2 separate regions of the Mus musculus genome follow, and region 2 is linked to region 1. The links are chromatin loops, found by intact Hi-C in ENCODE. Cell type or tissue: heart. All regions are shown on one strand. Each heading gives the region's core, and the rest is flanking DNA. Links, peaks and the distances in the headings are about the cores only. Region 1 overlaps Frmd5 (FERM domain containing 5). Region 2 overlaps Frmd5 (FERM domain containing 5).

The links. Hi-C counts contacts between places; a loop is a spot of excess contacts. Peaks named below come from ENCODE experiments on the same cell type or tissue, not always from the same donor. Only the 100,000 strongest peaks of a DNase experiment are listed, where the experiment ranks them.
Region 2: a loop joins it to region 1, with 2.0 times the contacts of the local background. A loop is called at or near these places in 6 of 42 quality-filtered maps.

Annotation. Positions count from the first base shown.
Region 1 is chr2:121,677,394-121,682,774 of GRCm38, reverse strand. All of the region lies in intron 1 of Frmd5 (FERM domain containing 5), which reads left to right. Among named protein-coding and RNA genes, the nearest start is that of Frmd5, 130 kb to the left of the region's middle. In heart, for the core only: a CTCF peak has its summit at 2,886 (motif pointing left); no DNase peak of the experiment used is centred there.
Region 2 is chr2:121,586,140-121,591,520 of GRCm38, reverse strand. It overlaps Frmd5 (FERM domain containing 5), which reads left to right. Exons shown (of 14, transcript NM_001360084.1): 3 at 5,050-5,092. Among named protein-coding and RNA genes, the nearest start is that of Wdr76, 82 kb to the right of the region's middle. In heart, for the core only: a CTCF peak has its summit at 3,083; a DNase peak (open chromatin) is centred at 2,970; H3K27ac peaks cover 1,144 bases.

The sequences.
Region 1 (5,381 bases), core at 155-5,154:
TGCCCTTAGTATACACCTTTAAGGTAAAGCTAAGTTTGTAGAAGGAAGCAGATTTGTTTGACAGTGACATCTAGTTGAGGAACAAAGTGATGAATCAGAGAAAGATTTGACGGGATGAGTCAGAGATAGGATGCGCCCAACTCTGATGAGAACAGCACAGGACAGGGGAGCCCAGGCACAGAGAGGGAGTCAGCTGGGAGTCAGTGCAGTGAGTGCAGTGTAGGGCGGTAAGTGCAGTGCAGTGCAGTACAGTGGAGCTGAGTTCTTCCCTGAGTCCATGCAGTGCAGTGCAGGGCAGCAGAGGCAGCTGAAGCCAAAGAATAAGAGGGAGCCAGAAGATTAGAACAGATTGCCAGAGTTCATCTGAGGTCAAGCAGGGCAATTCAGTGAGAAGCTGAGAGAAGCCAGATTAGATCAGCCAGCTTGGAGAGGAGTTTGAACCAGGACAGCTGAGTTGAAAACCTGCCAGCCAAAGTTCAGAAAGAGCTAGAAAGGGTGAGCTTATCCAGCAGTAAGCCTCCGAGATGACAATTACATCAGGCAGATAAGCGTTACATTTACAACCCACAGATTTGGTGTCCACAGTTTGCCATTTACTTTTGCAAACATGACACACTTTGTCCTGACCATGGTTCAATAAAATAATTAACAGAGTCTCCCTCCCTCTCCATTTTGTGGATTTTTTTTTCAAAACTGTCTTATTTGTGATTATGGCTTCTGTTACTGTCTTTAAAGCCAATAACTGCATCAAATTTGTGTGCCACCCCAAGCTCTAGAGTTTTAGGGGTGGAGTGCTTGGCATGTGGGGGGAGGGGGGCGTGTGGAGGCCAGGTGACATTCCTCAGGTGACATTCCTCAGGACTTCTCCTTTTTTTTTTTTTTGAGACAAGGTTTTTTTGTTTGTTTGTTTGTTTGTTTGTTTGTTTGTTTGTTTTTTATCAGCCTGAAGCTTGCTGGTTTGGCTAGCTGGCCAACCAGTGAGCCCCAAGGATCCTTCTGTTTCTCTTTCTCTAGTGCTTGAGTTAGAAGTATGCACAACTATACCTGGCTTTTGTAATGTTCTGGGGCTCAAACTCAGGCCCTTGGCAAGCACATTATGGACTGAGCTAGCTCCTAGACCATCAATACCCAGATATTTATATCTAATAATTTTATTGACTTATCCACTTGGATATCTGAGAAATAGCAAATTCAATATCACCAAAACCACCTGCCTGGCCTTTCTGATCAAGCCTGGTTCTTATCCAGCGCTCTCTTAATTAGTGAATGATTTTATCCTTCAGCATCCATCTGATGTGCAAAACCAGAAGCCTAGGGCTTGCCCTTTCCCCATAAAGGAGTCGTCTCAGTTTTGCTTCCTATGTAGCTCTGGGTTCGTCTGCTTCTGTCTTCCTTGCCACCACTCCTGTACAAGCTTTCTAGCATCATCAGTTTGTACTGCTCCAGGAAAGCATGCACCCGAGCAAACAAACTATATGAAAGTCAAGAGATGGTGTTTAAGGGCTGACCAATACCTATGAGCAATGGAAGAGATTACTCCTTACTGGGCGACTCTAGCAAGGCATCCTGGGAAGTACAAGGTCAAATGTCCCTTGTTCTGAATATTTACCACTAGAAGTGTTCTAATTTAAGTTTCCTATGTACCCGTGTACACATATGCACCCACAAGTGTGCAAGCACACTTATAAACATACCTATGCCCATGTACCTTACACCACACATGTACACAAACATTTTCTGAGGGTCTTTGGAATAGTTGCATAGACCAGAGAGCTCTCAAGCAGCTGTAAATATGGGGATATTTTGGATTTCAGATTTTTAACTAGGGTGTTCAACTTGTATTTGATTGACCTGGCTTTAAATAATTAAACTAAATCCATAATCGAGTGATAATTGATCTCTGGCACATAGTAGGTATTAACACATGTTGAATGACTCAAGGCTCTGTCAGTGTAGAGATGGGAGGAAGGAAAGACTTTTCAATCTTGTTATAGTAACGCTGTATAAATTAACGTCTATTTCTCTTTTCCTAGTTGGCTCCTCAGCTGGAAAAATTAATTTGATCATGTCACTTTCCATTGTTGCAATCAAAAACTACATTATATATAAATATAAAGGCATTTCCCCTGCCTTTCCTGAGGGATACAGTGGGAGACAGAGCCAGCCCTTTACTTACAGCCCTTTATCTTAGGGCTGCAAACCAGCTTGGATTGCTGAGGCTTCTTGCATTTTTTCTCTTTCTTTTTTAAAAGCTACTTCTAGACTTATGGAAATCTCCACCAATGGTGATACAGGCCAGGGAGAAGTAAAATCATTTAAATGCACAAGCTGATTCTAAGCAGTTATGAAAAAGGTCTAGTTAGGTAAATTAAAACTGTGTTAAAAAATAATTAACAAAAACATCAGCCCAGCAATGGTGGTGCACGCCTTTAATCCCAGCACTCAGGAGGCAGAGGCAGGCGGATCTCTGAGTTCAGGCCAGCCTGGTCTACAGAGTGAGTTCCAGGACAGCCAGGGCTACACAGAGAAACCCTGTCTTGGAAAAAAAAATGCATTTGGGTCCAGTGAGATGCACAGCAGGAAAGTACTCGCATGGTTCTTGCAGAGGACTTGAGTCCAGTTCCCGGCAACCATGTTGGGTGGCTTACAAGTGCCAGTAACTCCAGCTCGAAGGGATCTGATGCTTTCTTCCAGCCTCAGTAGGTATCTGTACTCGTGCACATATCCAAGTAGAGACACGCAAATACACACAATTTTTCAAAATAAATTTAAAATAGATGAAGATAACTAATATGTGTGACATCTATGAAGACCCGAGAGTGTCCAGCTAGGCCCAACTTCTTTCTTTCCAGTACCTCCCAACAGTGCCACCTAGAGACCAAACTTTTAGACACTCGAATCCTTGAGCAATAAAACCGATATTTAAACCATATCCACAGCGATAGTCATAACTCACTGCCCCTTAGAAGCAGGTTCCTAAGCATACACCTACATGAAAAGCTAGATGTTAAATGTAGGACAAAAGTCACAAGTTATTGTAAATTATATCATCAAGAAAGCAAAAGAAAAGCCCATAATAGTGGAAGAAAATATTCACAACTTATATAACTCATAAGGGACTTGTATCCAGAATATATAAGAATCCTTGGGCCAGCCCAATAGCTTAGCAGATAAAGGCAAGTTCACAGTAGCACTGTTCCGTGTAACTTAAAAGAAGACCCAGCTCAAATTGCTAATCCACTGATAATAACTGAAAATAATAAACGAAAATGATGGATACACAGTATTATAAATCCATATTAAAGAATTATATTTGGCAATAAAGTATTGATATATGCTATAATATTCTGACATTAAATGTAAGTGAAAGAGACAACATTATCACTTTGTTGTATTGTTCCATTCCTTTGTTGTAAAATGTTAAGGGTAGGAAAATCTGTAGACCTCAAAAGTAGAGTAAGTGACTGCAAAGAGCTGGTGAGGTTGGGAAGCAGGGCTCAGAGGAAGTGGGACTAGTTGCCATTAGCAATGGACTTTCTTCTTAGGAGGGAGAAAATGTTGTAAGATTAGATTGTTATGATGGTCATTATAGCCCTGGGCATATAACAAAGGCCACTGAAGTGTCTATTTAAATATATACTGTATACTGTACCCTATATCTCAGTAAAGCTATTTGGGTTTTGTTTGTTTTGAAACAGGGTCTCACGATGTAGCTCTGGCTGGCCTAGGACTTAACTTGCTATTTAGACTAATCTGCCCTCCCCCTGTTAGTGGGATTAAAGCCTGTGTCATCACACCCAGCTCAATAAAGCTATTTTTTTTGTTTTGCTTTAAAAAAAAAAAGAATTGAAATGGATGTGTGATACAATATATCTGTCTTTATGGTAGGAAAAGAATCACGTCTCCAACACATAACTTTAAACCAGTCTTATTGTTGTGATTTGCATCCATACTGTCCCCCCAAGCACATGAATTAAAGCATAGTCCCCACTTGGGTGTTTTGGGAAGGTAGTGGAAATGTTCAAAGATGAAGCCTTAGGAGGTCTTTAGGTCCCTGGGGCATGCCGCATGGGATTATGGAGCTTTGGTATCTTTCTGGTTCTCTTTCTCACTTTTCCACATACTCTGTGTTGCCTGGTGGTCCCCCTATCCTGTACTGCCACACTCAGTGAGTCCCAAACCCACGGGCCAATTGAGCATGGCCCAGAGCTGCTGAAGTACTGAGCTAAAATGGAGCTTCTTGTTGTAGGTTGGCTATCTCAGTCACTATTATAATAATGAAAAGCTGGCCAAGAGACACTAATCTAGAGGATTTATCAGGTCACAGTAAAGCTTATGCATTTCTGGATCTAGTAATTATGACTTTTGTGTATGTGTGTCTTGTGCTGGGGTAGTCTAGTGGTTAAAAATGGTGCTGGCAAGCTAGACATCAATAGTAAAATATGAATAAATGTGTTCTAAGATATCCCAGCTGGTATTGGTGTGGAAAGCTATAGGATAATCCTTTCATAGGGTATGTGGATGCCCCTCTAGTTCTTAGTATTTTAGAATTAATAAAAATTGAAGTTGGCTAACCTTAATATAACTTCCAGATGTATTAAATTTGCATATTGTGTTGTTTCCAAGAATTTCCAAAGACTAACAGTTTTAAAAGGTTGGAAACTGCTAAGAAAACTTGTAGTGACCATTGCTATTCTTAGAAAAATGCTTACACCAACACTGTATCTCAGGGCAGGGGCCAACAGAGTGTATGTGAGAGTACACCATTGAACATCAGGAAGACTGCTTCTCGAAAGGGAAACTGGACGTTTGAATTCGAAATAACCTCTTACACTAGTGTTTTTGTCTGTGGATCATGTAATGGGCATGCCTTGATTAGCATGGTTAATTAGATGCTGGATTAAGATAGAAGAATTTAGGGGAAGTGTGTATTATGTGGAAATGTGCAGTCAGCCAGGAGAGTCCTGATGCAATGGCCGGCATTTGTCTGCACAGTTGCTGTTTTGCAGACTGTGGTTTATCCACTCCATTCCTGGTGTGCCTGCCGTGTTTGCATAGCTGTCGCTATTTGCTGCTCCCTCCTTTTATTTTCCTGTGACTTCTTTCCTACTTGTTCTCTATTCAGAGCACAATTGAAGATGCCACAATCTTTTTCTTTGTGGAATATTTGAGAATGGAAGAATAAGCCGTCTTATCATCCTCAGTGAAAGGAGAGTGTGTTCGTTCATTCACGGGCTGTGGGTGCTTCCTCCCTCTGCCAGGCTTCCTGCTGGCTGTTAGGTGTTTCTGAAATAATTAAGGAGGTGACTACAAGGCTGATCTGTGAATACAGTGTAGTGTGACATTTCAGTACTCTCTAATGATGCCAGCAGAGTCTATGC
Region 2 (5,381 bases), core at 70-5,069, 91 kb after region 1:
TGAGCCTGAACATCACCTGAACCAGAGTTCAGCTGAGGGGACCTGGCATTTTGCAGATGCTAAAAAGGCAGCCCAAGAGCTTAAGCAATTTGCCATGGGTGCCTGCTAGAGGTGTAGCTGATAACCTATGGAGGTCAGTGTTGAGGTCCTAGCGCCCAATGCACAGAGAGGGCATCTCTTGCTTCCTTTCTAGTCAACGGGCTGACCTATATTTCAGGGATCTTGTTCTGATTAGGTAGAGCATCACTGGGCAATGCCAGTCTGGTCTAGGCAGGACAGAGAGCCAAACTGACGAGCCCTTTAGCACCTTGCAAAGCCTGTGGCTCTTTCCCTGGTCTGTGCAGTAAAGGAAGGCAGCTGTGGACTATGGGTCTTCACCAAGACCGGCATCTCAGATAGAAACAAATCCATTTCCCTCGAGCCCCTACATCATCTCCAGTGTCACCTTACCAGCCTGCCCCTCCCTTCTGAGATCAACCAGATATTATGACTCTCCAGACGTGTCCGTCTCCCTCCTCAGACCTCCAGTCTCTCCGTTCTCTGCCTGGAGCATGCTTCTCCTTTTCTTCCTCCTGACTTCCTTTTGGTTTGGTTTGTTTTCTGGTTTGTTTTTGTTTTTTGAAGATGGATTTTTATTTTATTGATGCATATGTGTGTGCGTGTGTGCATGCGTGTACACATGGATGCGTGCCGTGTGTTTGCTGTTGCTCTCAGCAGCCAGAGAGCATGTTGAATCCCCAGGAGTTGGAGTTACAGGCGGTTGTGAGCTTCCTGACCAGGGTGTTTGGAACTGAACCTGGGTCCTCTCCAAGAGCAACAAGCACTCGTAAACACTGAGCCATCCCTCCAGCCCCAAAGCTACCTTCTTTTCATATTTAAGGTCTTTCCTGGCTTTTTGCTTCCTCCAGGAAGTCTCCCTCAAGGTTGCCATATATCCCTCTATGGCCCACTATGTCCTTTAATACCTACCCAACATAGCACTTCCTGCACTGTGCTGACAGCCTTTGTCCCCACAGAAGTTTAAGTTCCAAGAGGGGACAGACAGACAGACTGTACCTCATCTGTCATTGTCTACCATGGAGCCAGTGCAGGGCCTGGAAAGCAGTTGACACTCAGTAAGCATTTGTTGAAGGGATGAGTTGACGGTTTGTGGTGCCTTGATGCTCACCTTCATCTTCCCAGCCTGCAGACACCTGCATTTCTGCAGGTGATTCATCATCCCTCTGCTGACTGTGAGGATGTGCTGTTTGGCATCCCTAGGAAGTGGGAAAATATGCAGACACGTGCAGGCTGCGCGCTCCTGCTCACTTACCACCCGTGCTCCAGTCTCCACAAACATCATCATAAATCCTAGAGTGCTTCACAAATCCTGTAGGGCCTCCTTTCCTAGGTCCAAGATTACCCCCACAGTCCCAGACAGGGCTGTCTCTGCCTTCATGGTGGGTCTCGGCCACTAAGAAGCCACAGCAGCATCTCAGCACTACCCAGAATGACAGATGCTGAGGGAGAGTGGATACGCCCTTCACCGTGCCACAGTCAGATGCTGTTCATCTTTTGATTGTCTGAGCCACTTTGTCCTCTGGATCCTGTTTAGGGTTATGTACTAAAGACGTGAATTTTAGAAAAGACTCTTATGATACCTACCATGCCCTTTTCCTCTGACTAGCCTAGTCCCCACACTTCATGTATTTATCTTGCCTCTCCCAGCCTGGCAGAGCTGTGAACAGCATCATGGAGACTTATCCTCAAAGTCTGCCCCTTGCTCTGCCCTGTTGGCATGCTGCCCTTAGCTCTAGACCTTAACATGTAATCACTAAGTGCCCAGAGAGCAAGAACCAAACTGTCTTCACTACAGTATGTGCCCATTCTCCAGGAAGTGGTGGGAGTTTGGGGTATTGGCTTTTCTTTTGCCCCTAGTGTTTGTTTGGACTAAGTGCTCTCTCTTGGGGAGTGGGGTATATATACCAAGATCTCTTCATCTCCCCCAGAGCTGGTGGTATAAAAAGGCAAGGGACAAATGTGTCCTGTTGATCGCTTTCTCAGTTAGGGTAGGATGTGCTTGAAGAGAAAAGGATGACTGTGGAGTTGATCCAGATTAAAGAAGGGTAAACAAGAGAAGACTGGGAAAGAAGAGACATGCCCCTTTAGAGAGAGTCTGCTGTAAGCTAAGCTGACAGTCTACATCTACCAGGCTGATGTAGACTGAGCACCAAGTAGTACCTGGTGCTGAATCAAGAGCTCAACATGTGCTCCATCAAGCAACCTTTAAGGCCAATGATTAGACTCCAAATGAATAGATTAAGACAGGTTGTCCAACCAGGGTAAGTAGCAAGGCCAGTCTGGAGCCCAGGACTGTCTGGTTCCGTGATTTCTGAGGTATCAGGCTGAAATCACAAAGTAGCCCAAGTGGGGGTGATTCTGAGCCTCAGAAAAGGAGCATGGAGCACTGAGGCCTGAGAGTCATGGGAGGTCTTAGACGATCTATGATGAGGACGTATTCTAAATCCACTAATTCATAGCAGAGATACAGGAAGTGAGCTCCTCAATCCCAGAGGCGTGAGGAAAGCCTCCTGCCTTGGCTCCAAGGTGGTCCCAAAGCTCACATTGATCTTCATCATTGCTTGCTCACTGGGTGTCTTGGGGCTCCTGTCTCTCCACCCTTCTCTCCTGGAGGAGTTGCCTCCTGCTGTGCCCTCTGTTTCCAGCTCCGCCTGAGCCTCTGTCCTCTCCACGACCTTTTTGCACCCTTTCAAGCCTCAAAGCATGAAGATTATTGCATTTTGACCTGTCTCCCCCTGAGTCTTGCCTCTTTTCCTGATCCTGCCTCATGGTCTCAGTTTGCTATTAATTCTGGGATTCGGTCTCCAAGATGCGTCACCACATTGCTGGAACAGTCTCATGGTTTTTCCACTGGGTCTCTAAAGTCCCTCAGAGGAGCTGTGATGACAGCTGTCCAAGCCTTCCTGGTGTTCTCCTGCTTCTGTCCTTCCTGAGTTCTCAGCACAGTCCAAACAAAAGCTGTCTCTTGCTACTGCCAGGGGGAGGGGCCTCCTAGTAACTGAGCTCATGAGCCCTCTGGCGATCATGGCTCAGGCAGCTCCTTTATTATTTCTATCTTATTTCTCTTACCTGTCAGTCTAAAGGTCTGTGTGCTATGTCCCCAGTACTTGCTGTGTTCTTCTCGCTATGCAGTCCTAGAATGCTTTGAACCAGACAGGCCTCCTGCACCTGCCCAGGCAAAGCTGCAGCTACAGTCGCCTCTGTGCAATTGCACCTCTTACTTCTGCTTCCCTGCGAAGCAGAGCTGCGGTGGGCCGTGTAATGTGAGAAGGGCCTCTTAGCCACGCTGAGTGGCTGTAATAAGTTGCCAGCCTCGTGGGAGCTCGGATCAGAGGAAGCAAGAGAGCAGAATGTCAGCCCAGATTATCCACATGGAGCCGACAGTCCTGGCTCTTAGTGGGTCCATTAACTACATGACCCACAGCCCAGCCCAGAAGGTGAGAGCTGGGAACCAAGGGAGGCCAGGATGCTGTCTGCATGGCCTTGGCTGCTTTCCTGCTGAAGAAAGTCTCTGCCAAGACAGTTACAGTAAGAAGAAGTAGCCAGGAAAGAGGGCACTCTGAAACCTAGCCCTTTGCCCATTCCACAACTCGTGTTGCCCCACATGCGGAGCCCTAGTATGGTAAACAAGTCAGTTGCTGTCCTCTGGAAACTTACAGCCAGCATCTTTAAGCGACTTCCAAGAAATCAAACCCCAAAATAATAGCAGTTTTAGCTCTCTGCCAGTTGACAAGTTGCTTGCCTAATCTAAGAGCGTCAGGCATCAGTAATGAATGTTATCAAGAACCCACAGAGATGTGGGAAACTGATCTACAGTCATCTGGAGCTAGAGAGATGGCCCAGCTGGTAATAGCACTTTCTTGCTCTTCCAGAGGACCCAAGTTTGGTTCTTAGCACCCACATGGGGCAGCTCACAACCACCATTAACTCTAGCTTTGGGGTTTCTGACACCCTCTTTTGACCTACACACACACACACACACACACACACACACACACACACACACATACAAATATCTTTTTTTTTCCCCCGAGATAGGGTTTCTCTGTGTAGCCCTGGCTGTCCTGGAACTCAACGCTGTACAAATATCTTTTTAAAAGAGAGAGGTTAGAATGGTCTCATTGCTGCCTTCCCTCAAATTTAAGTGCTGTAGAGGAAAATGAAAAATGTAGTTTGACTATATTTTAGCTATAAAAACCCATGGGGAGGTGGGCTGGAGAGATGGCTCAGCACTTAGGAGTACTGACTACTCTTCGAGAAGACCTAGGTTCAATTCCCAGCACCCACACAGGCCTTCACCACTGTCTGTAACTCTAGTTCCAAAGGAACTGACACCTTTACACTGACATACATGCAATACACATGAAATAAAAAAAAATGTGGGACAGGATATTATCCTGCACATTAGTTACAGGCAATTATCCCAAGAAATTAAGACTTTAACCATCCTTGTCACATGCCAAGAAATCCTGAGTAACACAAGCATTGGCTACATATGTTACTCAGACAAAAATGAAAATATATACTAGCCTTCTCTACCTCCCCTCCATTCTGAAATCTCATCAGTACTTTTTAGAGTTGCCACCAACACCCTCCACCCCACTCCTTTGCCAGAGGAAGCTGGCATTTAACACTGTGCACAGCAGACATTAAGTCCAGCAGCTCCACCCTCAAGCCAAGCATGCTATCCATGCATGCATCATTATCTCTGCCCATGGGCCTGCCAGGGCAGCCCTCAAAGCTTTAGAACCCTAGTTTGGGAGGGGTCTCCCAGAAGCCTGAGAGTGGCACCTGAAGCTAGGGTAATTTTCCCCTTCACAGCTGGTCCATCACGGGTACTTAGTTCAGAGCATGGCTTCCCTCTCTAAACATCTATGGATAAGCTTCTAGGAAGATTGCCTTCTGTCCCACCATTTCAATAGGATAAAACAGGTTGCGGGTGACACCGCTTCTCACCGGGGTTGTCTTGTCTTGTGCTCTCTGTTTCAGCATTGGTTGGAGTTTACAAAGTCAGTGGTGAAGCAGCTGAGATGTAAGTATTCAAAAGAAGCTAAGGCTTACCCTTAATGGGAGGATGGGAGGAACCCCCAAGGGTAGGAAGGTGTGGTCGGCATGTGTAACTTCCTACTGTTCGAGGGCACCCACAAAAGGGTTTTAAGTTATCTTATGTGTGTGGGTGTTTAGCCTACATGAATGTGTGTCTGTACACCATGTGTAGGCCTGGTACCTCTGGAGGCTAGAAGAGTCCCTGGTCCATCAGATCCCCTGGACTTAGAGTTGTAAATGGCCACAAGCAACCATGTGGGTACTGGGAATTGAAC